Linked DNA regions of Mus musculus: region 1 is linked to region 2. The links are chromatin loops, found by intact Hi-C in ENCODE. Cell type or tissue: gastrocnemius. All regions are shown on one strand. Each heading gives the region's core, and the rest is flanking DNA. Links, peaks and the distances in the headings are about the cores only. Region 1 overlaps Slc44a1 (solute carrier family 44, member 1). Region 2 overlaps Gm12496 (a long non-coding RNA gene).

Region 1 (11,045 bases), core at 2,347-10,346, 160 kb after region 2:
ACAGCAGCCCTGGTTGTTGTGCAGTCAGCATTTGCATTAGCATGTATTCTTTTCTGTAGTTTATAACCCACACAGTTAGGACCTTTGGTTTTCAGAGATGCTATTTAAGTGTGTGAATCATAATTTCAAAAGCAGCCCGTCCCTTTTCAAAATCGTGGTCATGAACTAAGTCAATAGCATCGAATTATTCCTGTAGGAGAAAGCAACACTCGTAAGTCTCTCTCTTTGTATTTTCTCGTGGTTTTCAAATGATATTTGTGTTCTGTGTTTTCTCTGCAGTTCTGTCCATGATCCTGATGGTGATTATCAGGTATATATCAAGAGTGCTAGTGTGGATTCTAACAGTTCTGGTCATACTGGGTTCACTTGGTAAGCAGTTTCCTCCTCCTTTGCTTTCATGGTCCCTAATTAATTTCATGGTAGAAACTGAAATAAAAAGAAGAAAATGAAATTTTTATCTTCCCGTGCTAGTTCTTCTTCATAATGCGTGTTTATTTTTGCCTTGGGGGTGTTATAATTATAGTCTCGTTCCCTCATTTCCCTCTGGTTAGCACTTGAAGCACGTACCCTTTTCTGTGCACATGCATATGGGCACGCAGCATTTAGTTAACATTTTGAGCTCCGTTGCCTGTCTCTCCACGTATGTCTGTAGTCCGACTCATGCTTATCCTTCTGCTGTTCACACCCGCTTTCCCTTCTCTAGCGCTTCTGCATAGAATATTTTCTGACAGTCTTCACTGTATCTGAGATAGTTCTACTATAGTTGGTAGCCTGTGTTTATTTGTAAGATACTGCTTCATCCTGTGATTGTTAGAGGCAGAGATGATACGTGCCGTTCCCCAGCCTTTGCAGAATTAGCATTTTCTGACCTTCCTGCGTTACAGGCTCCCTTCTGTTCACTCATGCTTCCAAGCCTTGTCAAATAATCATAGCTTTTAAATTCAAGTTATTATTACATTAAAATATTGTTTTTACATACTGTGCCTTAAGGATTTATCTAGCCTTGTCTTGAGAGGCCTCCGGCTTACGTTTACATTTAAGGTTAGGTTTCTTGGACCGATCTTCTGGATCCTGTGTCCATGAGCCTTTCTGAGTGCGTCATTTGGTTCACCTTTGTATTGACCGAATTCAGATGATTTATTCATGAGGGACTTAATAGATCCCGTATTTTCCCAAGGTCTAGATGATCACATATTGTCTTTACTTTTACACGCACGTTCTGGATTCCCTGGGTAGAAGCGTGTTCGGTCGGGCACATACGCCCCTTCCTGCCTGTGCATCCCGAATCCTCAGACTGACCACATTGCAGTCGGGCACATACGCCCCTTCCTGCCTGTGCATCCCCAGAACCTCAGGCTGACCAGACTGCATTTTGTTTCCTTCCCTGATTCACCCCTTAGAGGTTTTTATGTGTTTTCCAGCAGCCCTTTAAGATAAAGGCTTTAAAAAATGAGTCTGCTTCCTCTCCTTGCCTGTCGTCTTTTGGGAGTGGCTCTTTCCCACCTCAGAAGAGCTGCTTTTGTTTCTGTGGTTGGTCATTGGTCCTGTCCCAGTGGCGGTTTTTCTTGTTAAAGGCATGGCTTAGTCCACGATACGTCATAGTCTTCTGAAGAGTCTTGCTGTTCTCCTTTCCATCGGGATGAGTTGGCCAGGCTGACTCTCTTCCCTCTTGGTGTTAATTTTCCCACTGTCAGTCCATGTCTGGCAAAAACAGAGGGCCTGAGATCTGATACTCAGTTCCGATCTCTGCTCTTCCTGCTCGCATCTGGCTTTTCCTCTTCTCATCTGTGGCAGCCTTTGAGTCTGACTCATGTTCAGATATGTCGCTTTAATAATAAACCTCAATTTACCATTTACTGTACAAGGTATTTCGTTACTTAACTTGCCCAATTTCAGTTTTCTAATTTGTGAAATCAATAAGAGTGTTTACTAGCCGTAATGGATAAACTGGGTCACCCTCGGTGTTAGCCCGGATTCAGGAGCTTCATGCACAGCGGCTACAGTAAGTGTGCTGTAAGCGTCTACTGTGAGCAGCCTTAACGTAGGTGTTTTCACTCCGCTCTCCGACAGCTTCAGCCCCTCTCTGGACTGCCTGCTCCTATTTGTAGAGAGTGTAATTCTGTTCATTTTCCGATATGTTAAACAGTTTTCCAAGCAGCTTTCTGGTACCTTGGGACTTCAAAGGGGAAGAAGAATCTTTATATACTTTTAGTTGATTTGTTTTCCACAAGTTTTCATTAGAAGAAAACTCCACAGTTTACTATTCACCAACAAATAGGATAGGGAACTTACAGGTGGAGGTCGGCTTGATAAGTGTAGATCTTAGACCAACTTTTATCTGCCAGATATTTCTTATAGTAGTCTCCTTACTGTAGCCAATCACTGCTTTGCAGGATAGTCTGGCATGCAGGTATCCTTCGACCCATACCTCCCAGCATCTTTCTTGCTGGCCTGCTTTAGGATGGGTCAGTGATCTTTAGGATTAGAGAAGGAGCTCTCCTAGTATGCAGGGTCTTGCCTCAGCCTCCTAGACTTCTCTCTAGGATGCTTTCTCCTTACGTAGTTTCAGAAGTTGATCTTTCTCAGACGTTGCTGTCTTGCCCAGACACATCATCTCAGTGAGGCCTTGCTTATCAGTGTTAAAAAACTGCAGCACCTTCCTCAGCCTAGTATTGTCCTGCCTAGATTTTCCACTTAGATTTCACATTCTCCTGTGAGTTACTTCTGCTAGTTTACATTTCCTCATTGCTGTGTAAACTCAGTGAGCAGAGAGGGTGGGCATCTGTTTACTGTCCTGTCCCTGGTGAAGAGGTGCTAAATAAATTCATTGGGTGGAAATCCAGGTATATGTGGAAGTAGGTTTGCCTTGTTATTCAGTCTTTTTACGTCTGAGCTAGTATTAGAGATAAAAGCTCTTTAGCCCCCAAACCCAGTGCATTCAGAGGTTTCCTACTTTTGTTCCCACCTTTGGGGAGAACTACTTTTTTTGTCTGTTATTCCTTTATCTAATCTCTGTTCAAATATTTAATCAGTTGCATGGCCTTCAGCGCTAGGCCTTGTTATTATAGTTAAGTGGATTGTCACCGTGTCCCAAATGGTCATAAAAAGTGTAGGTCCAGAAAGTTAAGCATATATGTCACGTATTTACTTGTACTGATATTTGCAAAACCAAATTGTCGTGTATCTCCAGGTGGCACGGGTGTATTATGGTGGCTGTATGCAAAGCAAAGAAGGTCCCCCAAAGAAGCAGTTATTCCTGAGCAGCTTCAGATAGCTGAGGACAATCTGCGGGCGCTCCTCATCTATGCCATTTCAGCGACAGTGTTCACTGTGAGTGGGAATGCAGGCGGGGATCTTAGTGTTGTGTGCATATGGTCCTAAGTGGGACGGAGACTCCCTTCAGCCCCTGGACAGCTTCCCCATAGTGTACTCCCAGTTCAAAACTGCTAGAGGCCTCTCTAATCAATGAGTGTTCTTTTTATCCAACAGTTCCTTCTGCCCTGTGTGCCTTTTGAGATAATTTTCACTTGGGATGTTTATATTGTCATTTGCTAATAACACTTTTCTCATTGTCAAAATATAATTAACATCTTGGGAAACAATTCTCCATATTGCTGAATAATATATTAAGAAATAGAATATCATTCCTCTTACTTGTTCATTTGTTATTTTTGCTTGTATTTAAGACTTACCTTTTAACAATGCATGTGGTATTGAAAATGTAAGTGAGACACACTCTACTTAGACATGTGTTAGACAGTGACAATCTCACTGACTAGCCTGTAGTTAAAGGAGGGAATCATCTCAAGTTTGTTTTTTTGAGCATCCATGAGACTAATACTAACAATAATGGCACTAAAACTATTGGCTCCAAAGATATTTGTTAGCCGTGCTTCTTTAACTAGAGTTCTCTATGCTAGCTTCTAGAGGAACGGGGTGGAGATTGTGAGTAGCCAATGGTTATTCTGCCACAGGTCCGACCTTAGGAGCTTCAGTCAACAAAGGAGATGAAATACAAAGGAGCACTTCCCTTGCTTTGAGGTGGTAGCATATAGCTCTCCCAACATTGCTCAGACTGATAGGCATGCTGTGCAATTGAAAGAGTCTTGTCCTGACTGACAGTTTGACTGGTAATTAGTGGGCAGAGGGAAGGTCTTCATAGACTGAGGAAGTTCCATTAGAGTTGTGCACCATTGTGCGGTTTGGGTTTTCACCACTTACAGACTCGATGCTCTCCTCTCTTCCCCTCCTCAGGTCATTCTCTTCCTGATCATGCTGGTTATGCGCAAGCGTGTGGCTCTCACCATCGCCTTGTTCCACGTGGCTGGCAAGGTCTTCATACACTTGCCTCTGTTAGTCTTCCAGCCCTTCTGGACGTTTTTTGCTCTCGTCTTATTTTGGGCATACTGGATAATGACACTTCTCTTCCTTGGCACTACTGGTAAGAAATGCAGTTTCTTCCCCCGTTCATGAATCTAATTTGTACCCGTACATTTTAAGTCATCAAAGAGGTTAGGGGTGTAGCTCAGTATAGAATGCTTGCATCCATGGGTGAGAGCCTGTTGGTCCCTAGTACAATACACCCCCCCCCCAGAGAGATAGAATTCTTCATAAATTTGTTGACAGAGATCTAGTAGCCATCAAATCTTAACAAGAGGGGGCATCAATAACTCATGCTCACTTCATGACTTTTAGCAGATCTTAGCAATTTGGATCTAGACCAGCTAAGCCCTAAAACATCTTAATTTTGAGAGGGTCATGGATTTGAAGTGGATTCTCTATTTACTCGGATATTTGGATCCATTTTGAAATGAATTAATAAATTCATAGCCATTGTGCCTTGCTTCACAGTCCAGAGTCATCCTGGACTACTATTGAGTTCCTGATAGTGGAGCACAGGACCAAATATTAAGATATGGGTGTTAACTGTGAGAGGTGAGGGTAATGACGGTGACCTTGTGTGAAGCATCTCTGTCCAGTCAGCTCATACTCAGTAAAGGAATAGGACAGTTATTTCTATGCTTAGAGAATAGTTTACATCTATAATTACTGGGTAAATAAAACCCTGGGAAGGAAGGAAGGAAGGAAGGAAGGGGAGGGGAGGAGAGGGGTGAAGGAAGGAGGGAGAAACAAACAACATTCAGGCCCAAATAACTGATAATGGAATTAGAACTATATCTAAATAGATTAGTTTAAACACCTTTGACGATGCCTTAGAAGAAACCAAATGTGTAATTGTGTGATGTTTAGTTTTGCAACTGTTTAAAGTTATAACAATTGCGTCCCATAGTGAAACCGCACTAAGAGCCAGCATATTGAGTGTTGTGTGTCGCAGGAAACCCTACTGCTTGTTCACAGTCCGTAGCCACGGGTCTTAGTTTCTGCTATATGTGATGTGTGATGCTTCTTTGCTTCCTTGACATCTTCCCAGGCAGTGCTGTTCAGAATGAGCAAGGCTTCGTGGAGTACAAAATCTCCGGGCCTTTGCAGTACATGTGGTGGTACCACGTGGTTGGCCTGATTTGGATCAGTGAGTTCATTCTCGCCTGTCAGCAGATGACTGTGGCAGGAGCTGTGGTAACATACTACTTTACTAGGTGAGACTTTTTACCTACAAGAAAACCCTAGTTCATTGAGTTAGCCATGGCTACAGGCAAAGATAGTGGGGCTAAGGCAACAACCGTCTCTTTTCTGTTTTGTTTTGTTTTTTAAAAAAGGGAGTTGGAAAGGATGTGACAAATGTATGGTTGGTAACTTTGTGGAGTGGATATTCCTCCTCTCACACTTGGCTGTAATTGCCTCCAAACCAGCTTAGCAGACCATGGTGGGACCTAAGGACCTATAAAGAAGTAAACTTGGTTGAGTATCAGGTTAAGAGACCATTAAAAGGCAAGCTTCATTTGTTTCTCTCAGAAGAACTGTCGTGAGACCCCTTTTGCTACCTTCAGGACTGAGACCTAAAGGAATAATCTATTCAGTAGTCTGTTCTGAGCTGCTGGCTGTAGAGATTTTGTTGGTTTTGTTTTGGAGACAGCTGGCTGTCCTACACTAGGCTAGCCTCAAACTCACAGAGGCTCGCTTGCCTCTGTCTGAGCTACCATCGCACCTGGCCAGCTATAGACTGTTTCTTAAAATTCCATTTTCTGATGATACAGTTTATTCCTTAAATAGTCACTAATAAGAACTTTCAAAACCAGTTTGATCTAAAGTCACAGAGCATAAGAACTGCTCTGTTGGTGTTGTAGAGAAGTGAAGCTGATTTTGTAACATTTTTACCACAGTTTTGGTTACTTTGTCAGTTTGTCCTAAAGCTAGATAATATTGCTGTGATTTTTTTTTACACTACAGTAGATTTCAGACCATATATATCTGTATTTCCTTCCTGTTCTAGATTTTGTTTTAATTATCTTCTTGATCATTTTTAAAACAGGGATAAACGGAATTTGCCTTTCACACCTATTCTGGCATCAGTGAATCGCCTTATTCGTTACCACCTCGGTACTGTGGCAAAAGGATCCTTCATTATCACCCTCGTCAAAATCCCCAGGATGGTCCTCATGTATATCCACAGTCAGCTCAAAGGGAAGGTGAGAGCAGTGTGTTTAGCCAGGCTCTCTTGGGGCGCATACACCAGACCTCAATTCTGCACATAGTAGGATAAACTTCTAGATGTTTTCTTCAGAGTCTGAACAAAGTGGGATCCAGTTCTTCCTCCATGTCTCCCATGTACACATTCCACATGCCCTGAACAATCATCTGTCTAACCACGAGTCACCAAGTTTATTGAAACAGAAGCACTTCTCTACCCTTTTTCTTAAGAACCCATAATAACTATATATGATGTGGGTGTGGCATGTTCTGATACATGCATAAGTGTGGAATAACCAAGCCTCCTAGCTTCACAGCACTTATCATATCTCTGTGCTAAGAATATTCATACCCTCATATCCAGGTCAGCTCTGTTAGCCAAGTGTCCCCAGTAGGAGACAGCAGAGGGCAGTGAGTCTAACAGTAAGTCTCTAACCTCTGAGCAGAAGCAGGGGAAGTGGCCTTTGACATTGATCTGGGAAAGGATTTTTTCTTTGTTAAACAGAAAGAACAGGCAACAAAAATGAGCCTGAAGAGTCAAGAAATCCACCTAACCCGTATCTCTCATAAAGGGTTGCTGTCTAACATATATGAATCCCCTACTGACTTTGGAAATAATTTGTGATTTTCAGCATGGCTGTGCTCACAATCTACCTTTCCCTGGAACCTGGTCCAAGAATGTTCTCTTCCTGTTCCCCACCCTCACAACACGGTGTCACCAACCATACTCTGACTCCAACCTTTGGGTGTTTGACATTTATTTTGTCTTGCTGGTCCTGTGTCTTCCTCTATCATATATGTAGTCGTTAGTATATAAATGTTGCTTTGAAGTGATTTGAAAATAATTGGGGAAGACGTAGGTATGGAGGCCTTAACTTACATTGTGATTTTAAAATTTTTATGTTTCTCGAATTTGAAGTTGTTTTCATGATGATTAGATTTTTGCTTCTGTGTTTGTTAATTATTTTTGCCTTTTCCTCTCTCAGGAAAACGCTTGTGCACGATGCATGCTGAAATCCTGCATTTGCTGCCTTTGGTGTCTTGAAAAGTGCCTGAGCTACTTAAACCAGGTAACACACACTACGAGTGACCCACTTTCAAATAGACAGGTGCCATTCCTTCTTCCAAGATAAATTAATTGAACTTAATTGAAAAAAATCTGTGTTTTTCTTCTGGCATTATACATTGTTTTTTGACTGAGTATACTCAAATTTTGTTCCTGTTTTTAAACTAGTGTATTTGCTCACTGACGTTATTATGTTAATCTCAGTTTTGATACATGGATAAACACATCATTGGGTTCATCTTTCTTCAAAAGTCCCTTTTTTCTTAATTCACATCTTTTTTTTGTTCTTGCATTATGTAAGTACTGTTTGAAAGCTTTATTTTAGTGGAAATCTGCTCTGGGTCCTTTTTAGACCTTGACTCTTCTGCACAGTTGCTGCTCTTGGTAGAGATAGCTTGTTTCTTGTTGTTTTGTTTTAATCAAACCGTGAGATCTCTCCAATATTGGCCTGAGGAATATTATCAGAGGAAGTGTTGTTTCTTTTCTGTTTCTGTGTGCATCCACATGTGTGGAGCCCTGAGGTCTATGTGTGCATGTCTCTGTGTGCATCCACATGTGTGGAGCCCCGAGGTCTATGTGTGCATATCTCTGTTTGCATCCACATGTTCAGAGCCCCAAGGTCTGATACCTTCCTCTATCATTGACCACCTGTTTTTTGAGTCAGGGGCTCTCTGAACCTGGAGCCTGCTGATGTGGTTAGCCTTGCTGGCCGTCACACTTTGGGGAGTCTCCTGTCTCCTCAGTTCTGGGATTACAGGTGCATGCCCCAGTGCTCAGATTTTACATGACTTTAAGACTCAGTCCTCATGCACGGCAAGCACTTTACCGACTGAGCCGTTGTCCCAGCCCTAGGAAGCAGCACTTTGAAGGCTGACTGAAGGAGTTGACACTTAGGGACACAGGTTAGGCCTCCCTCTGTGTTTCTATATCTAAACAAGCAGAACTTGGCTGTAGAGCTATCTTGTCCTCATTTACTTTTTTTGTTGTGCGTGCGTGTGTGTGTGTGTGTGTGTGTGTGTGTGTGTGTGTGCGCGCGCGCGAGTGCGCTCCATAGCTAGCATGTTTGCCCCTGAGCATCTTTTTTAGTGTGTGTGGTATGTGTGTGTATGTGTTGTGTATGTGTGTATGTGTCCTCCATAACTAGCTTGTTTGTCCCTTGACCATCTTGTTTAGTGTGTGTGTGTGTGTATGTGTGTGCATGTGTGTCTATGTATGTGTATGTGTGTGTGTATGTGTTTGTGTGTGTCCTGCATAGCTACCGTATTTGTCCCTGTGCATCTTGCCAGCCATTCTTGTCATCTAGTTTTTGTTTACTTTCTCATTCCCTAACAATCAATTTTAATGTATTGATGCCCTCATTCAACAAGCCAAAGCGAAATTGACTTTCTTACCATTCACCTCTAAGTGATCGACTTTCCCTCCACTTACCCATAGCCCTGTGCTCCGCCTTCACTGTATATTATCCATAAGGTGGATGTTCTGTGTCACTGGTATCGGGCATGCCTGCATTTGCTTTATTGAGCGAGCTCTGTGGCTAATATGAGCAAGTGGATATAATGCTTCATTATATTTAATAAGAATATATTCAACATGCTTTTACAGGTCATATTATTATCTGTGAATGAACAAGTGTTTGGAAGCTCATTTAGAAATATTAATAATACCCAGAACAACCGGAAAGTTTCTTTAAAATTTTAACTGGGAACATTTGATAGACCGACTAAAAGTCATTGTCCTTAAATGGTCTCCTTGCGTAAGTAGCACATCCTCAGGATGTCAGGCTTAGATTGCATCTCTGGGCTCCGTTCCCCGCCCTGTGCCAGAAACCCATCCTTGGTAACCCTTCTTGCAATGGCCCAGCCCTCTGCTGAGCTTCAGGGCTTGCCTCAGGAAGAACATTAAGGAGTTGAAACTGTCTGTCACTTCTTTATCTTAAGCTGTAGACTGACAGCTTAAAGGCAGAAATCTTATTTGCTTTGTCTTCTCAGAAGGTAGCAGAGTGTCTGATTCACAGGCACAGGTGGTCTTCAGGTGCCTTTAGACTGAATTATTAGTTATGCCAGTATTATGTAGGTTCTAAAGGGCCAACCAAGTGAGAGTCAACTCCATTGAAGCCGTGTAGCTGTAGTGAAGAGGAGGGGGAACCCTACACGTCATGCCAAGTAGTCAATGACAAGTGAGATCAACAGTGTTTCTACCATACCTAACATCTTCAGTATGGTTACGTCATTTCAAATAAAGTACTACAGATGCCTGACAGAAACAGCTTAAGAAGAGGAATTTGGCTCATGGTTCGGTCATCATGGTAGAGTTTATGGCAGGAGTCCATGGTGGACGCTTTTACCACAGCAGGCCAGGAGGCAGAGCACAGGGCCAGAAGCAGGGACTGAGCAGTGACCTTCAGAGGCTCAACCTACTTTTTCCAGCCTTGCTTATTGAAGGTTCCACAGCCTCTAAAACAGAACCTCCAGCTAGGGGGCAAGCCTCCAAAACATGAGCCAGTGTGGGACCTTCCAGATTCAAACATAACCATATCCTATGTCAGTAGCTCACTTGTAATTGTGTGATGTTAGCGATTCTCATATAGGAGTTGTCCAATTTGGCTCTTCATTTGTAGACACGATAGCTGAGTTTTCAGGAGATGCATTCAAGTAGTAGTAGGTCAAATATGAGCAAAGCTTTGTGAAGAATTCTAGACTCACACTTAGTAGTTGTGTTTGGGACAATGGAGTCCTGCTCTGTGGGGACCGATTATGTGTGGTGCTTTATTTGAAATAATGTAACCAACCATATTGAAGCTGTTGGAAAGCTTCCTGCCGTGACAGGTAGAGCCTAACGAGCAGTTTTCTAACAGCAGTGTATTTCAAACTTCCGGGGAGATGGTTCACAGCTTGGTCAGTACCTATTTGTGTGAAGTGTATAAAATGCTGAGAGTCATGGCAGTACTGAGAACTGATCTCCAGACAGCCTTCTCCTGCCCCCTGAAACACTGAGGTATGAGAGCATCCAGGGCTAGAGTCACCTTTCTTAGTGACGTAGTGCATGCTGTATAGATGTTTGGTGCCTTGCTGGAGATTGAACTGTGTTAAAAGTTAGCTCACATCTTCCGATGTCACCTCCGTGAGTAATCAGGGTTCAGATTGTAAAGTTTTTCCTTCCCCTGCTCCTGGAATTGAGCCCATATTTTTAGAGCCCTGTTGAGGTAGTATGCCGTGGAGAGAGTTCAGAGACAGATAGTGTAGCTTTTGTGTAAGCTCAGTGGAGCCTGTAACTCAGTTCCCATCCTTAGTAAGTAGAGAAAGAAATATATAATAGCTGTCATCATCAGGATTAAATAGGGTAAAATTCAGTACAGGTAAATTAACTTGTACTTGGCTCTTCATGGCTGTCT
Region 2 (11,045 bases), core at 2,043-10,042:
GGCTCTGGGAAGGAGGAGCTAACGGTACCAGACCCAGAAGAAAGTCAGCGTATTTGCAATGGCATGGCAAATCTACTAGTAAGACTTCAAGCCAACATGGAGGAGGGGTCTGAGGACATGAACCTCCATGGCAGGGTCCACAGTTGGGCTCTACCTGTCCTCTGTCCCTCTGCCTCTCTTGGCTGTCACTCATTTCTCCTTTGTTGTCCTTCACCTTCCCTCCTCCTGTTCTCAGCCACCCCTTCCCCCCCATCAGTGTTGATGTGTATTTGGCCCATAGTTGTCTGTAATCTATAGCTCTCCTTACATACAAATAATTTTTGCCTTTCGATGAGTACCCCTAGGATCTAGCTCACTAGCCCCAACACTACCTCACCGTATAATCATCATATTCATAGCAAATACATGCTACAATTAATGTGTCACTTACACATAATCATGTATAAAAGTAATTTGTTTCGTTGTCAGGGCAACCCATGAGGGACCTCTATCCACACCTGTGATCAACTCTTTCCCCACTTGCCAAATATTTGGGTTCCTTTCTTTAGTGATTGTGCCTGTGGGTGTTTACATATCCCTCCTGTGCCCTATGGAACTAAGGAGCAACCATCTAGCTTTCCTTAACCAATAAAGTTCAGAAAGTGTCATGAGACAATTCCGAAATGTGGTTCTCTAAAACTCTTGTATGCTTTCTTGCTATTATGGTTTGGATCTTAAGGGACTCCCAAAGGTGTTAAAGGTTCTGTCCCCAGCTGATGTCACTGATAGCTGGTAGAATCTATTGAGACACACACACACACACACACACACACACACACACACACACACACGTAGGGTTGTGGGTTCCTTTGCCACAGGGCCCAGCCACTTAGGGAGGCGGGATGAGGGGAGTTTGACTGCTCTTACCTCCAGTGTGGCAAGTGTGAGCAGTAGAGAAACACCAGGACACTGCTCAAGAGGTGGGGGAAGCACAGTCTGAGAGTGGGAAGCCAGAGCTGGTTTGGGGGTTCCTGGGCCTGCAGCAACCCAGCAGGGCAGCAGACCTGGTGGTGATCATGGCTGGGAGTGCAGAGAGGCCTTCTATGGGAGACTAGATGGTTGGTTCTATAGGCGAAGGCCTTCTCCATGGCTCCCCACTGCGAATCTCAATAAAAAGAGATAGTCCGTGGTTCCAAACCTTTTATTGGCATGATGGAAAGTGGATGCATAAACCCACCCTACTTCTCAGGGTGGGCCTGGGATTAAATACCTTTTGCAGAGAGGAATGGCTGGGAAGGAATGCTTATTGGCTACACCCTCTGGGCTTCTAGGTACCTCATTAGCATAGAGATCTCTGTCTTGAGTCTACCTGACCACAGGTCACGTCTCTTTTCCTATTGTCTTTATCTGAGATGATAGGGATGCCTCATCTACACGTGGAAGGGCTTGGGGTCAATTCCCTTAGTGACTGATGGCCACAAATCCACGGGGGTGGGGGCTACACGACAGGGGCCTGGTGCCAGAGAGCAGGTGAAGCTCCTACTGTCTCTTCAGGGTCTCTGGGGCTTCAAAGCCTTTAGCTCAATGAGGACCAGCCTACCTCTCACAGTCCACTCCTTCTCCCCCACTCCCCACACGCATGCACTCTTGTTTTCCAACCACCACACCAAACCACATGTTCCCTGACATAATGCCTGGTCCTAAGGTTCCTAACAATGGTACCAAATGACTCTAGACCAACACCTATGAAAACATGGCTTAAGTAACCCCTTTTCTTATTTAAGCTGATTCTGTGACAGAAAAAAAAATGACTAATACAGCCATGCTCCCTTTCCTCTGTGCCATGATGACTGGCAGTGTCCCCAACAGTGGGCTACCCCGAGTAGCTGGTTAGCTGCATAAAGAAACCATGAAGTAGGACCATAGACTTGTGAAGGGCATTTGTCGTGTTATCATTGAAGGTTTTTTAATCATTCATTATTACAGCATGAGCGGTAATATCCTGAGTGATAAGTTCCCATTTTCAGGATTAATAAAAAAGAAAACCCTGAAGCCCATTTAGTGTGTTTGGGCTCCTAACCACATCTGTGTGTTATGTCTGTGAGTGCCAAGCCCTAATCTGTGAGCTGAGACCATCTGTACTGTGGTTGAAGATGGTGAATACTGTATGTCTGTCAGTCCTGTCCATCTGTCCTCAGCCATCATTGTCTGGTTTCTTTCCAGCCTCAAACATGTCGGGCATGTAGAGTTTACTGCTGGTTATACTAAAGGGATACAGGGAGTGCCCAGTTGACTATGAATGTTCTCATTATATCTATGATCAGAGGACCCCCACCCCCTCATGCTCTCCATTCAGGGTATTCTGAAGGAAAGGGTCCCTAAATGTCCACAGCTCCCTACTCAACTTCCTATACGTGTATACTTTTTTTAAAAGATTTATTTAGTTATTTTATGAATATGTCACATGCATGTCTAATGGTGTTAAGTTTACAAGATGGTGTTGTATCACCTGGAATTGGAATTTTGGAAGGTTGATTTTTTTAATATATTTTTATTAGATATTTTCTTCATTTACATTTCAAATGCTATCCCAAAAGTCCCCTATACCCTCCCCCCTCCCTGCTCCCCTACCCACCCACTCCCACTTCTTGGCCCTTGGCATTCCCCTGTACTGGGGCATATAAAGTTTACAATACCAAGGGGCCTCTCTTCCCAGTGATGGCAGACTAGGCCATCTTCTGATACATATGCAGCTAGAGACACGAGCTCCGGGGGTACTGATTAGTTCGTATTGTTGTTCCTCCTATATGGTTGCAAACCCCTTCAGCTCTTGGGTACTTTCTCTAGCTCCTATATTGGGGGCCCTGTGTTCCATCCTCTAGATGACTGTGAGCATCCACTTCTGTATTTGCCAGGCACTGGCAAAGCCTCACAGGAGACAGCTATATCAGGGTCCCTTCAGCAAAATCTTGCTGGCATATGCAATAGTGTCTGTGTTTGGTGGTTGATTATGGGATAGACTCCCCAGTGTGGGTTAGGAGCTGGGTCTGGACCCTCTGCAAGAATACCAACACTCTTAACTGCTGGGGTAACTCTCCAGCCCTAGATTTGTGTCACTCCCAAAGCACCTGCTATGTTCCTCCTAAGGCCTCCCTACACGTGTGCTCCTGGAGCCCCTTCAGTGGCGGCTTATTGTGTAAACCATTGTTCATAGTGGTCTCCTCTTTGGCTAGTTGCGGCCTGGCAGGTATTTGGGTCTTCCTGCGTATTCTATGCTAAATACTATTTAAAATGTCTCAAGAGTCACAGACAAGTTTTTTAAAAAAAGATTTCTGAATAAGGAATCAGAGAAGCAGTGAGCTGAATCTAGGCAAGCGCTTCCTTTAAAAAGCCGTAATGTAACAAAAACCAAAACAAAACAAAACAAAAAAAAAAACAGCTAGAATTTAAAAAAGAAAATTACAGCACTCTGAGGAAGAAAAAAATGTTTTCTTCAGTGCTGTAACTACTGGAAAGCATTCCTGTAAGTAACCCTAAGATGTAACATTCTTTGGTTCACACACTCAACAGTCAATGAAAATAGATGGGAACAAGAGAAAGCTAGAGTGGGTAATGGGGTTGAGACGACCAAAATCCATCATGCACCTGCGTGGAACACTGTAATGAAAACACTGCCACGTATACTAAACATTCGCTAAAAGAAGGGAAAGGGGCATGTGGGCTCATATTTAAATAACAGGCCATTGCCTCGCTGAGACATTGATAAAGCTAGCCCCCCAGGGGAACACCTCAATTAGCTCTATTTTCCAGATGATCAGATCAAGACCCTGAAGTCCGATTCTTGTCCCTGTTCCTCTTCTCAGAACAAATCAACCCTGTGGGAAAAAACTGGGCACCAGATAGCGCCGGCACAAATAACTGCCTCGTTTTTGCGACAGGCTGTGTCTCAGGACTTCTTGGCCGCCATAAGAGGGTAATGAGCCCATTGATCATTGCTGTGTTTCAATAAATATCTTTTTCCTGATAATGAGCCAATTTATAATCTAAACCCAGACATTGTCTGGCCTCAGAATACGTGATAAATATGTATCACCATAATTGTTATTATTTGGTACTGCCATCTGGGTCACTTTTTTTTTTTAAATAAAGGGGTTTTTGTGTGCTTTTGAGAGCTGCTTCTTCCAGGGTACCATGTCCTGGAGACGCTGTTTCAAAGAATGGCCTGGGAAATAGCAAGACATTGGAATAGCCGTCTCAAACTGTTTTCTACTGTATGCTCCCATTTCTAACAAAATCTCCAGCCCATAATGACCCCTGCCAATCATGCAGCTGCAGTTTCTTCGGCTCCAGATACACCAGGCCTGGTGCCAGATGTGGTGGAGAACGCAAAGTTTTGCAAGGGACAGACTGGTCCTTGGTACTCAGATAAATGAGCACTCTTATATGAGGCTGAACTGTGGGTGGCAGATAGGCTATTTTGCTCTCTCTCTGTGTACTTTACCATGCCTCATTCTATTCCACCATCAAAGAAAGTGGTGCTACTGTGAGCAGGTCAGCTTTAATATCACATAGATCGCTGTAAGGCAAAGTGATGCTTTGAGTATGAAAGGTGGGGGCGGGGCGGGCTGAGGTTTCAGAATGCTTTCAGCTACATCTATTCTGATGTCCCTGCATGAGCTTCCTTTTTTTCCCTGGCTACTTGGGTAAAGAGGCCTGGGTCATTTGCCTCCCAGGAAGGATGGAGCAGAGTGGAGTGTGGAGAATGTCCCCAGGCCAGTCCAGCATGGCAAAATGCTTTCTTGTAATTACATAGGAGAGGCGCTGGGTGCAAGGTGGTAAGAGAAACTATGCAGAACAACTAAACTAGGAGACTCACAAGGCCTGAGAGTTATTTAATTCTCAATGGAGAGGTAGGTACCTTCTACGAGCTTCAAGCACAGAACCAATGTCATCACTTGTTATCTTGATGTTCCTTATAGTAGTGAAGTAAATGATTTCTGACAAGACAATCCCAAAGGCTACCCTGCAGGACTATGTTGTGTATTTAACCAAGCTGTATATGTAACCCAGTAATTGTCTACTCACTGAAGTTCCTCCCTCCCCTGTGTCTTCAGGGTTTCTCAGCGTAACTAGCCCTGGCTGTCCTGAACTCACTTTGTAGACCAGGTTGACCTCTAACTCACAGAGATCTGCCTGCCTCTGCCTTGGGTGCTGGGATTAAAGACACGCACCATCACAAATGGCCAATTTTCCTTTCTTTAAATATCTAGAAGCATCCCAGTCTTTTTTTTTTTTTCATGTTCTTTTAGGTGAATGTGTGTGTTGCCTACATGTTTGTCTGTGCACCGTGTGCATGTCGGGTACCCAGCAAAGCAGGTGTCAGATCCCCTGGGACTGGAGTTACGGAGAATTACGTGAGCCATCGTGCGATTACTGGGAACTGAACTCAGAATCTCTAGAAGAGCAGCCAGTGCTCATAAATGTTGAGTCATCTTTCCAGCCCCAGATATCTCATTATTTAAGGACTCAGAGTCAATTTTATCATCTGTGATTTTTTAATTTTAATTAAATGTTAATTTTTAATGTATCAGCTTGCTGGACCCAAAACATTTGAGCAAATGATATTCTGGCTGTTCCTGTGAGGGTGTTTTTGGGTGAGATGAACAATGAAATCAGTGAACTTTGAGTAAAACAGATTGCCCTCCATAATGTGAAGGTCAAGGGAAACAAACCCTCGTCTTTTAAAGCCAGCAGTCGACCTTCAGCTTTGAACTCCATGTCATACCAACACTCTGGGGTTTCCAGCCTGACACCTATCCTGTAGGATACACAGTGAGGTTTTGTCTCAATAAAAGAAGGGTCAGGGGGTTGTTCAATGAACTCTGGTATAGAGCAAACTAAGCCCTGAGCTGATCTCCAGCACAGCAGAGAGAGAGACATAGACAGAGAGAAGAAGAACAAAGGAAGGGAGCGAGGGAAGGAGGGAGGGAGGGAGGGAGGGAGGGAAGAAGGAAGGAAGGAAGGAAGGAAGGAAGGAAGGAAGGAAGGAAGGAAGGAAGGAAGGAAGAAAGGAAGCCATTTATAAATTGTAAGTTTGACTCAAATTCCAATTCTACAATCAGACAAACTATTTCCTGTTTCTTAGTCTCTGTCATGTGATAGGTAATATTGGGGTCTACCTCACAAGGTTGTCATGAGGAGGACATTCAAAAGTGCCTGGTCCCTCCTGCTTGACTTCTGAATGAATATTAAAAAACTGTCAAGTGAACATATGTTGTCCTGGTCCAGCATGAAACTGGATCAATAAACATAATCTCAATAATTCCCCCAAAATATAGCTCTTCAGGCCCTGCTAGTCTCTGAGGTGCTGGGCCTATGAAGTCAGAAGGCAGGGCTGTAAAGACGGAAGGCAGAGTTGTAAAGATGAAAGACAAGGCTGTAAAGACGCGGTTGAGCTTGCCTGGCTCACAGAAACCTTTAAGCCTTGTGTGGGGTACATGTGGGTCTATGCTCACCGCGGCAGGGGGGGGGACGGGGGGACTGGGGGGGTATTGAAGATAATTTTCTATGGAAACTGAAACAAGCTTTCTCTTCACCAGGACCTTCTCCAAGCTTCCAGGCTTCCAGGCTTCAGTCATGGGCCCTAGAGCTAACAGAGAGCTGGTTTCTGTACAATACTTCTGAGCTCCCAGCAAGCCTGGGTGAAAAATAAACTGGGCAGTGGAAGGTGCTGGTCTCCAATCAGCGATCTTCCCTGGTGGTCCCTGTTCCTTTTCCTGTCACTCATATGCCTTGCTGTGTGTGCTCATTTCTCCCTGTCACTAAGAGTTTTGGACGTAGGACTGTTGTGTTGAATGTTTGTTTACTTCCAAAGAAAAGAGACTCCTATACCAGGTTGGCATCAATATTTCCACAACTTCTACTTGCCCACATCTCAGAAAAGGTGGTTCACTCACAAGTACCTGTCTTATCAAAAGCAAACAGCAGAGGGCAGTATGGGTGCTCCTTTCTGGGACACAGTTCACTAGAGCCACAGTTGAGCGATGGGTTTTCTCTGGTTGCTTCAGAGAAATAAAGGAGGAAGACTCGCGAATGTGCCCATTTTCTGTTGTTGCACTGTATGCCTTGAAAAGACACCCCCTCCCCCCCATAGCTAATAGCTATGTAGGTCAGAAGTTCAGGGCTTGCACAATTGCATTCAGTGAGCATGCGTGGGTGTGGCTGCCTGGAAGGAGTGACCCAGGAAACTGTCATTCCACAGGGAACCGTAGGCATGGCTAGCCAACTCAACGGTGCCAGCTACTTCAGTCAAGAAAAACAAAAGGACGGGGTCCAAGTGCTACTGAAGACTGTAGGAGATCAGCTAAATTGGGGGTTTGCTGTGTTTACAAACTCTCCCCCAAGAGTTCCAGAAATGTGAGCTGAGAGAAAATTTTATTTGCTAGAGAACACAACTAAATGATAGCATGTGCCAGGTTCTGAGTTCAACACCCAACCCACTATGAGAAGAAAAAAAGGGGAAAGAGGAGGAAAGGAAGGGAAAGGGGAGGGAAGGGGAGGGAGGAGAAGGGAAGAAGGGAAGGAAGGAGAGAGAGAAGAGGAGGCAATTTAATTTTCTGTGACAAAATAGTATTGTCACACAGTGCGAAAGAGCGTTGGATTCATCAGTGTAGTTTTATTTCCTGATAATGATTAAGCAAAACAAAAACTTGTGACACTAGAATGTCTCTACTCTGTCCTGGACCCCTCAAGGCTACTCTTTCTTGTCCTGCCTAAGGTACTCTTGTAGGAAATGAACACCGTGGAACTTGAGAGCATCAAAGGCAGCCGCCCCTCCTCTGCCTTCAACTAAAGCAATCCACTTAAGCAAAACTGGACTTAGTGGCTCTATTCCAGTCTATTCCAGCATACAGCCTGAGACCCGTGCAGCCCATCTGCCTCTTCTTAGTCTCTAGCATGTTATATTTTGTTTTAAAGAGTAGAGGCAGCTGAAGGTAGGTCCGTGCTCCCTCATCATGGGGGACCTTTCTGACCACTTGTTTAAGGAGTCTGGAAGCCATACTCCTCTCCTGTCTGGTATTTAAGACTGTGGTTCTGAAGGTCCCAGTTGGGGAAGGAGTATGCTTACTGTATGCTTGGCTCCAGGATGTCAGAAGAATCCACGCATCTCTCCTGACTCATTGGGACCCAAGGTGCCAAGCAGCCACATGGAGAGCAGCTTGTAAATGGGTCCCTCGGAGAAAAGGAAGAGAGGATTCTCTTTCCACCCTTCTTGGTGACAGTCCCACTTACAGGACATGGCTGTTAATCTTCCATAGGAAGTAGATGCTAATTCGGGCAGAGAGTGAAGAAGATATTACAGTGAAAAAAAAATAACCTACTAGAAACTTTGTGGGGAAAGGCTTATTACTTTTGGGTAACTCTGAAACATTTCGTTGCCTGCTTGCTTCTGTGCCACCAGCTGGCTTCCCATGGACCATAAACCCTCCAGGCACATTTAGTGTAAAACTGGTATACGTCTTCACTCATTCACTCTGGTGGCCACAACTGGGACATGACTCCATAAAAAGAGGAAGAGTCCCAGGGCAGCCACCAAGTCACTCACTGATAGCTACCCATTACTTCCTCTCCGTGGATTGTGGCTGCACCCCTTACCTTCCTATCAGACCTGACTTTTTTTCTGTCTCGCCTTTATCTCTGTGTTTCCATTTGGCAACCAAGCGTTCGTGAGCCAACAGCGCAGTCTAGGCCACACGCCAGCTCAGAGCAAACATTTAAAATTCATTAAGTGAATCTAACACTTTCTGCTTTGCTTCCAAATCACCATGTTCTCTCAGTTGGACGGGCTTGATCTCTCCCTTAATTTAGCTGCTATTTTTCTCTAGATGCTATCCTTTTCTATCCAAGACTGGCCACACAGATAAAGATGGCGACGCTCTTTCTTTTTTTTTTTTTTTTTTTTTTTTTTTTTTTTTTTTTTTTTTCCATTTTTTATTAGGGATTTAGCTCATTTACATTTCCAATGCTATACCAAAAGTCCCCCTTACCCACCCACCCCCACTCCCCTACCCACCCACTCCCCCCCTTTGGCCCTGGCGTTCCCCTGTACCGGGGCACACAAAGTCTGCGTGTCCAATGGGCCTCTCTTTCCAGTGATGGCCGACTAGGCCATCTTTTGATACATATGCAGCTAGAGTCAAGAGCTCAGGGGTACTGGTTAGTTCATAATGTTGTTCCACCTATAGGGTTGCAGATCCCTTTAGCTCCTTGGGTACTTTCTCTAGCTCCTCCATTGGGAGCCCTGTGATCCATCCATTAGCTGACTGTGAGCATCCACTTCTGTGTTTGCTAGGCCCCGGCATAGTCTCACAAGAGACAGCTACATCTGGGTCCTTTCGATAAAATCTTGCTAGTATATGCAATGGTGTCAGCGTTTGGATGCTGATTATGGGGTGGATCCCTGGATATGGCAGTCTCTACATGGTCCATCCTTTCATCTCAGCTCCAAACTTTGTTTCTGTAACTCCTTCCATGGGTGTTTTGTTCCCACTTCTAAGGAGGGGCATAGTGTCCACACTTCAGTCTTCATTTTTCTTGAGTTTCATGTGTTTAGGAAATTGTATCTTATATCGTGGGTATCCTAGGTTTTGGGCTAGTATCCACTTATCAGTGAGTACATATTGTGTGAGTTCCTTTGTGATTGTGTTACCTCACTCAGGATGATGCTCTCCAGGTCCATCCATTTGGCTAGGAATTTCATAAATTCATTCTTTTTAATAGCTGAGTAGTACTCCATTGTGTAGATGTACCACATTTTCTGTATCCATTCCTCTGTTGAGGGGCATCTGGGTTCTTTCCAGTTTCTGGCTATTATAAATAAGGCTGCTATGAACATAGTGGAGCATGTGTCCTTCTTACCAGTTGGGGCTTCTTCTGGATATATGCCCAGGAGAGGTATTGCTGGATCCTCCGGTAGTACTATGTCCAATTTTCTGAGGAACCGCCAGACTGATTTCCAGAGTGGTTGTACAAGCCTGCAATCCCACCAACAATGGAGGAGTGTTCCTCTTTCTCCACATCCTCGCCAGCATCTGCTGTCACCTGAATTTTTGATCTTAGCCATTCTCACTGGTGTGAGGTGGAATCTCAGGGTTGTTTTGATTTGCATTTCCCTGATGATTAAGGATGTTGAACATTTTTTCAGGTGCTTCTCTGCCATTCGGTATTCCTCAGGTGAGAATTCTTTGTTCAGTTCTGAGCCCCATTTTTTAAGGGGGTTATTTGATTTTCTGAGGTCCACCTTCTTGAGTTCTTTATATATGTTGGATATTAGTCCCCTATCTGATTTAGGATAGGTAAAGATCCTTTCCCAGTCTGTTGGTGGTCTTTTTGTCTTATAGACAGTGTCTTTTGCCTTGCAGAAACTTTGGAGTTTCATTAGGTCCCATTTGTCAATTCTCGATCTTACAGCACAAGCCATTGCTGTTCTGTTCAGGAATTTTTCCCCTGTGCCCATATCTTCAAGGCTTTTCCCCACTTTCTCCTCTATAAGTTTCAGTGTCTCTGGTTTTATGTGAAGTTCCTTGATCCACTTAGATTTGACCTTAGTACAAGGAGATAAGTATGGATCGATTCGCATTCTTCTACATGATAACAACCAGTTGTGCCAGCACCAATTGTTGAAAATGCTGTCTTTCTTCCACTGGATGGTTTTGGCTCCCTTGTCGAAGATCAAGTGACCATAGGTGTGTGGGTTCATTTCTGGGTCTTCAATTCTATTCCATTGGTCCACTTGTCTGTCTCTATACCAGTACCATGCAGTTTTTATCACAATTGCTCTGTAGTAAAGCTTTAGGTCAGGCATGGTGATTCCACCAGAGGTTCTTTTATCCTTGAGAAGAGTTTTTGCTATCCTCGGTTTTTTGTTATTCCAGATGAATTTGCAAATTGCTCCTTCTAATTCGTTGAAGAATTGAGTTGGAATTTTAATGGGGATTGCATTGAATCTGTAGATTGCTTTTGGCAAGATAGCCATTTTTACAATGTTGGTCCTGCCAATCCATGAG

Evidence for each region. Hi-C counts contacts between places; a loop is a spot of excess contacts. Peaks named below come from ENCODE experiments on the same cell type or tissue, not always from the same donor. Only the 100,000 strongest peaks of a DNase experiment are listed, where the experiment ranks them.
Region 1: a loop joins it to region 2, with 3 times the contacts of the local background. A loop is called at or near these places in 10 of 42 quality-filtered maps.

Annotation. Positions count from the first base shown.
Region 1 is chr4:53,538,111-53,549,155 of GRCm38, forward strand. It overlaps Slc44a1 (solute carrier family 44, member 1), which reads left to right. Exons shown (of 16, transcript NM_001374697.1): 7 at 280-369; 8 at 3,191-3,330; 9 at 4,255-4,441; 10 at 5,432-5,597; 11 at 6,431-6,587; 12 at 7,575-7,658. Among named protein-coding and RNA genes, the nearest start is that of Fsd1l, 88 kb to the right of the region's middle. In gastrocnemius, for the core only: a CTCF peak has its summit at 6,993 (motif pointing right); no DNase peak of the experiment used is centred there; H3K27ac peaks cover 281 bases.
Region 2 is chr4:53,377,878-53,388,922 of GRCm38, forward strand. The region is part of intron 2 of Gm12496 (a long non-coding RNA gene); the gene reads right to left. Among named protein-coding and RNA genes, the nearest start is that of Gm12496, 20 kb to the right of the region's middle. In gastrocnemius, for the core only: a CTCF peak has its summit at 6,961 (motif pointing right); DNase peaks (open chromatin) are centred at 4,329, 6,976 and 8,708; H3K4me3 peaks cover 474 bases; H3K27ac peaks cover 1,339 bases.